Linked DNA regions of Homo sapiens: region 2 is linked to region 1. A link is a loop called in an ENCODE intact Hi-C map of the cell type or tissue named here. Cell type or tissue: heart left ventricle. All regions are shown on one strand. Links, peaks and the distances in the headings refer to the core of each region. The heading gives the core; the rest is flanking DNA.

The links. Hi-C counts contacts between places; a loop is a spot of excess contacts. Peaks named below come from ENCODE experiments on the same cell type or tissue, not always from the same donor. Only the 100,000 strongest peaks of a DNase experiment are listed, where the experiment ranks them.
Region 2: it touches region 1 in a loop (2.9-fold over the local background); 21 of 110 quality-filtered maps call a loop at or near these places.

Annotation. Positions count from the first base shown.
Region 1 is chr9:93,522,833-93,525,754 of GRCh38, reverse strand. The region is part of intron 7 of FAM120A (family with sequence similarity 120 member A); the gene reads right to left. Among named protein-coding and RNA genes, the nearest start is that of PHF2, 52 kb to the left of the region's middle. In heart left ventricle, for the core only: no CTCF peak of the experiment used is centred there; a DNase peak (open chromatin) is centred at 1,767; H3K27ac peaks cover 190 bases.
Region 2 is chr9:93,455,840-93,458,761 of GRCh38, reverse strand. The region is part of intron 1 of FAM120A (family with sequence similarity 120 member A); the gene reads right to left. Among named protein-coding and RNA genes, the nearest start is that of FAM120AOS, 3.7 kb to the right of the region's middle. In heart left ventricle, for the core only: no CTCF peak of the experiment used is centred there; no DNase peak of the experiment used is centred there; H3K27ac peaks cover 382 bases.

The DNA.
Region 1 (2,922 bases), core at 329-2,828:
ACCATTGCAGGCATCCCCAGAGTGTAGTGGTCTGTCCCACTGAGAAAGCAGCCACTGAGGGCGCATTGTGAGCAGACAATGGATAGCGGCTCAGGAGGTGGATGAGCATGTGCTGATAGAGATGCATGAGTCAGCAAGCTGGGAGACGCAGGGGGCAAAAAATTACTAAATCCTGGCCTAGAAGTACATGGCAACATTGGCACAACTCTTGCTTATCTTCCATAGCATGTAAAGAACAATAAGTGTTCTCAAACTGTTGTTAAGCTTAAAGGCTCATGTGGAATGCTTATTAACCACGCAGACCCACAAGCACCCATCCCCAGGGTATCTGTCCCTAGAGTGTCTGGGGCTCTTGGAGGGTAAGAGGATCTAGAGGATCATGCACCTAGGATGGTGGGGCAGGGGAGGCCAAGTGTTAGGAAAGTGCCAAGCAAGGAGGGGACACACCTGTCTACTAAAACTGGAGAGCCGAGGCACCATGCCAGCGCCACCTGAGATCACACAGACCCTACACTTGCAAGCCTTAGTGTTGTTCTATGTAGATTATCAATCTAAAAATAAATGTCATAATCTGGATGCCCATATAACCTTCTAACAATCATACTGTAAAATCTAAAATTCTGCCTGAAAAGCATCTTGACAAGAAACAGTTTTTGAGAAGGCCAATATATTTCAATAGGACAAATATATTACTTTACAATTAAAAAAAAAAAGAATATGACAAATGCCTTGCTTTGAAGAACAGATGGATAACATTTTAGAATACTTCTATATATATTTATGTTTCATTTTACACAACTAATAATACCTTAAACTGATACCTGGAACCATGTACGTAAACCAGACATTTCACTGACTTACACTGCGCTGAGACGTGCTGAGACAGGCACCGGCCACAGGGAAGTAGAGTCAGTGACCCGGGCACTGTGCAGGAAGCCTGTGGCGCTCTCACAATCTCATCCCCACCTCCACACTATAAATCTCTAATGATAAAATGATAAAATCCAGGCTCAGAGAGAAGGAATCTACCCACAGTCACAAATAAGGTAGCTGGATTCAAACCCAGACCCTTATTTCAAACTATTGGCACCTGCTACCACAGCAGAGCCGAGCCGACGCTACAGACAGTTTCACACATATGTGAGAATGCAGCACACAAGCAACAGAAAGGGTGACTCTGGCAAGTCAGCTTGGTGGCTGGGGAAGCCCAGCACTATAGGATGGGGTATTCACAGGCTGTCAGAGAGGTGTGCCAAGGCCTCACTTCACTAGGAACGTTTGGAGCTTCTTCCGTATGAAAGCCTGGAAAGATAGCAAACTGTTCTAGTCACTGAATGATTTTTTTTTACATCTTTCAGCAGGTTGGTGAGACTAGGATGGAAATGTATTGGTGTTCATTTACACCAAGTATACCAGGGTATGACGTGTCACTCATGTTCCTGACTGTCAGGGGTGTAGAGTTTTCCTTTATGGAGGAGAAAAGAAAGAGAACGTTAAGTAAAAACTGACTTCTGTGTCAACAGGAAAGAGCAAAGGCAAATAAACCAAAATGGAAGAAAATAAATCATTAAATTTAGAAAAGAAAAGATCAAATTCACAGCAGAACTATCTGGCATGTGTAAATTTTTCATTTCTATCTGCTCCCCAACTCAACAGGGCTGAGAACAGACAGCCGGGAGGGTCTCTGATAGTGTAACAAAGAGGGCCTGGGCCCTGCTGGTGCAGGGCAACAGAAGGCCTCAGCCTGGCTGGACAGATGCTCAGAGTTCTCCTGCACGGCCTGGCCCTGCCAAGTGCTATCTCCCTACAGAAGCACCAGTATCTGGGTGCCCTGACCAGGGAAGCTACAAGAGTCACAGAGACAGACACCTAATAGGTCTAGTCTCCTCATGCTCTAGTTAAGCTAACATCACACATTCAGTTTCCTTCACATAATGGGTGAGCTTAAAATGTCAGGAACACAGAAAGCACTTTTCCATGTGGCAGTCAGATGATGGCTCAAACTTCTTTCACAGCCTTGTTGGCACTTCTCGCTGTCATCAGAAGACAGTGTGACCAAGAAGCCCCAACTGGTCACGGAGCTATCCCCTTGCACCCCACAAGTGAGGGTTCAGAGACACCTAACTGTGTCAACACGTTTGTCTTAAGATCAATACGAAATGTCTACACAGATTAGTGGATGGCTAGAACACAACGTAATGATATAGATCACAATTAATTTTTGCCAACATATAAAATTCAGAATCACTTTTATGAGAAGATATTAGAAATGGTACCATGTGTCAAAACATAAATATAAAGTGGATATCTGTCTGGAACAAGAGCATAACAATCTGAAAGAAAAACCTACAGTTACACTAAAGTCATTCCCTCAGCCCCAGGCCTACCTACCCATGCCTCAGGATCCTGGAGCAGAGCACGATGGAATTCTCTTTGTGAAACACAAAGTTTTTTTGCAAGTAGAGTTGGAAAGGCCTTAAAGGACAAGAAAAACATTCAACACCATCTTCAAGCAAAAGAGGCACATCAGGCACAAACTTCCTGGGATACCAGATCAAAGGGAGCCAAATAAAATTCTTTTAGCTATTTTACATTAAAAACCACATCAGTGTTCTGATTTTCTAGCATACTAAGAGTTAATTTTTAAAAAGTAGTGATAGCTACCATTCATTGAGCTTTTTCATCAGCTAATTTAATACACAAACAACTCAGCAAACCTGTCACGCACATTTGAATGCTCTGAGGTTCTGCGAGCTTCAGGTCACAACATCACCTAGAAATACCAACCAAGAGACTCTGAGCAAACCGGTTCCTGCCAACAGCTAGGTCTCAGTGCTGCTCACAGAGCATGCTAACACCAAACAGCCTGCCTTCCTGTGGTTCATCTTTCACAGTCCAGATTTGGTCCAGGGAGTACATGTC
Region 2 (2,922 bases), core at 249-2,748, 67 kb after region 1:
GCAGAGGCCATTCTTACTGCTACCCACAGTAATACAAAAGTGTAATGACATGGAATTTACCTATAGTATATGCCTTGCATTCTATTTTTCATTCTATTTTACTCCGTTATTTTTAAGTAATGGCAAACATCCAATAATTTGGTTTCACAACCCACTGAAGGGTTTGCAAAGCATTTCTTCGACCTTTTGGATAAATATGGTGAATTCAAATGTTGGGGGTACTGGAAAAAAGGAAGAGTATAACAGTTAAGTAGGAGACTACTGAGCCAGAATTGGCCTGGTGTGTCATTATTCTAGGGACTGGGAGGATGGGATGCTGGAATACCAAGCATGACTCTATGGTGGTAGAGGGTGTAACTCTGAAGTGAATGATCATGAAGTTCAAGCTAGTTACAGCTAAAAAGGAAGCCAACAGAATGGGAAAAGAGAAATGGCGGAAGGCAAGCAGGGGACAGACGGTGGGAGCGGCAAGGAGTGACAGGGACACAGCGTTCAGAAGTGTTAAAGGTGGGGTCACTTTTCTCACTAATTATACGGTCCAAGCTCTGGAGTATCTAAAGTGCAATTAGAAATTCACTCCAGTTGCAGAATCAGGATGCCAGATGAGAGAGGTGAAGAGTCAGTGTCTGTGTTGATGGGACACAGTATAAATAATATATAAGAATGTAAAACCAGGTGCTGAAGTGTTTGAGGACAGTGAGGCTGTGCCTTGGAAATGGTGAGATGTCAAATAAACATGTGGGTTAGCACTCACCTCAAAATATGTAATATTGAGAAGTATATAATGAAGAATATACTATGGAAGTGGCCAAGAGGATTGTGGCATTTAAGGAAACATCATATTGCAGTAACCCCAGGAAATGGAAGCATTTTGATCATTGAAAAAGGTTCAAGGAGGCAGACAGGAAAAGACAGAGTGGTTTTTGATAGGTTTAATTTTAAAGTAAAAAAAAAAAAAAGGAAGAGATTTAGATGACCATGATAATTGTTGATAAAGATCAGTGCTCAAATAACAAATTGGTGGCACAAGAGCTGAAGCTAACTTAGAACCAAGTTTTCCTTCGCTTGGCATTTTTAAAATGGAATAATTTTTTTAAAAATCTGGGTTTCTGGCTTTCTTGCAAAGTCTGAAGTTCTGGTAATGTTGACTCTATGGTCCTACGTGGCTTTTAAAATGTGCATACCTTTAGCTCTACTGTGTGTATATATCATGTGTATACCATCTGTCGGGGTTGGATAAATTATGGAATACTATTTAGGGACTGAAAAGACTTAGAGCTCTAAGTATAGACATGGAAAGATTTCTTACAAATAAAAAAGCAAACTGCTGAATAACGTATAGTGCAATCACATTAATGTGAAAAAATGGAACTATATTATAATAATATATATTATATAACTTATGACATAAAATATATGGCCTACACAGCCACTGTGGAAAATATATGGCCATTCCTTAAAAAGAAAAACAGAATTACCATATGACCCAGCAATCCTACTTCTGAGTATATACCCAAAAGAACTGAAAGCAGGAACTCGAACAGCTCTTTGTATACTATGCTCATAGAAGCATTATTCATTATTCCCAATAGTCAAAAAGTGGAAGCAACCCAAGTATCCACCAGTGGATGAATGGATAAACAAAATGTGGTACATATACACAGTGGAGTATTACTTAGCCTTAAAAGTTAAGGAAATTCTGACACAATCTACAACATGAAAGAAGCTTGAAGACATTATGCTATGTGAATTAAACTAGTGACAAAAGTAGTACAACAGAGAAATATATACAGTGACTAGTTTGAGGTATAATATGGTCAGTTTTGAACCTTAAAAATCTTCCAGTCAATTAAAGGTCCTTAAGAATAAGATGTACTGTCAGTGTCCAGGATCTACTGATGGACATTTTTCTTCTGAATAGCAACATGACTGTTCCTATCCTAACTAGAAAACATAGCTGAAGCAGTTAGCTATCGTAATTGACCTGGGGGTGAGAATTGTAGGTAGGCACACCCACAAAGTATTCTTACACAAAGAAGCTGAACTTTGACTTTAGCACTCCACTTCCGTCTTGAGGTTACTAATGACTTGTCCCCAGATGTCACTTAATCACTAGATCCTGTTTTTACACATGAAAAATGGGGTAACAAAGCACTCTGAGGATTAAATGAGATGGAATATGTGAGAAAGGATCTAGCAAGCACCTGGTCTGATACCAGTTCATTCTCTTCCCCCATCAAGTATACATGAAGGGAGACCATCATCTCTAAATACAAACATGTAATTATGCTAACCATGAAAATTCTAAACCATAGTCTAACCTCACATTCTTCCACTGACTTATAGCATGAACGCCATTTTATGTAAGAGCATTATTTAACAAAATTCCAATGGAAGCAAATTCAGAAGATCTGAAGGACTTTATTATAAACCCTTACACTGATACCACAAGTCATATAGCAGAAACATTTATGAAAGCTCCAGTGACTTCATGCCACTAAGATTTTAAAATAAACATAAGTCATTCACTGAAGTTTCAAAGGTTATAATGACCCAAGGCACACAAGAAGAAACACTGTCCAAGTAACTAGCTAAAGCCAAGTTCAAATTAGGCTATTTTAGGACCTACACAAAACTAGTCAATACATAGGCCAAAGTATTATTATTTTCATTGTTCTGGCTGTCTTTCCATGTAGACCAACTTCTAATGGTTAAAGAAATACAATTACTACTACTGAACAAAAAAATACAATTACTACTCTGTAAAAGAAATAATCTCTAAATCAAAAAAGATTTCTCCTGGCCAGGCGCAGTGGCTCACGCCCGTAATCCCAGCACTTTGGGAGGCCGAGGCAGGTGGATCACGAGGTCAGGAGCTCAAGACCAGCCTGGCCAAGATGGTGAAACCCCGCCTCTACTAAA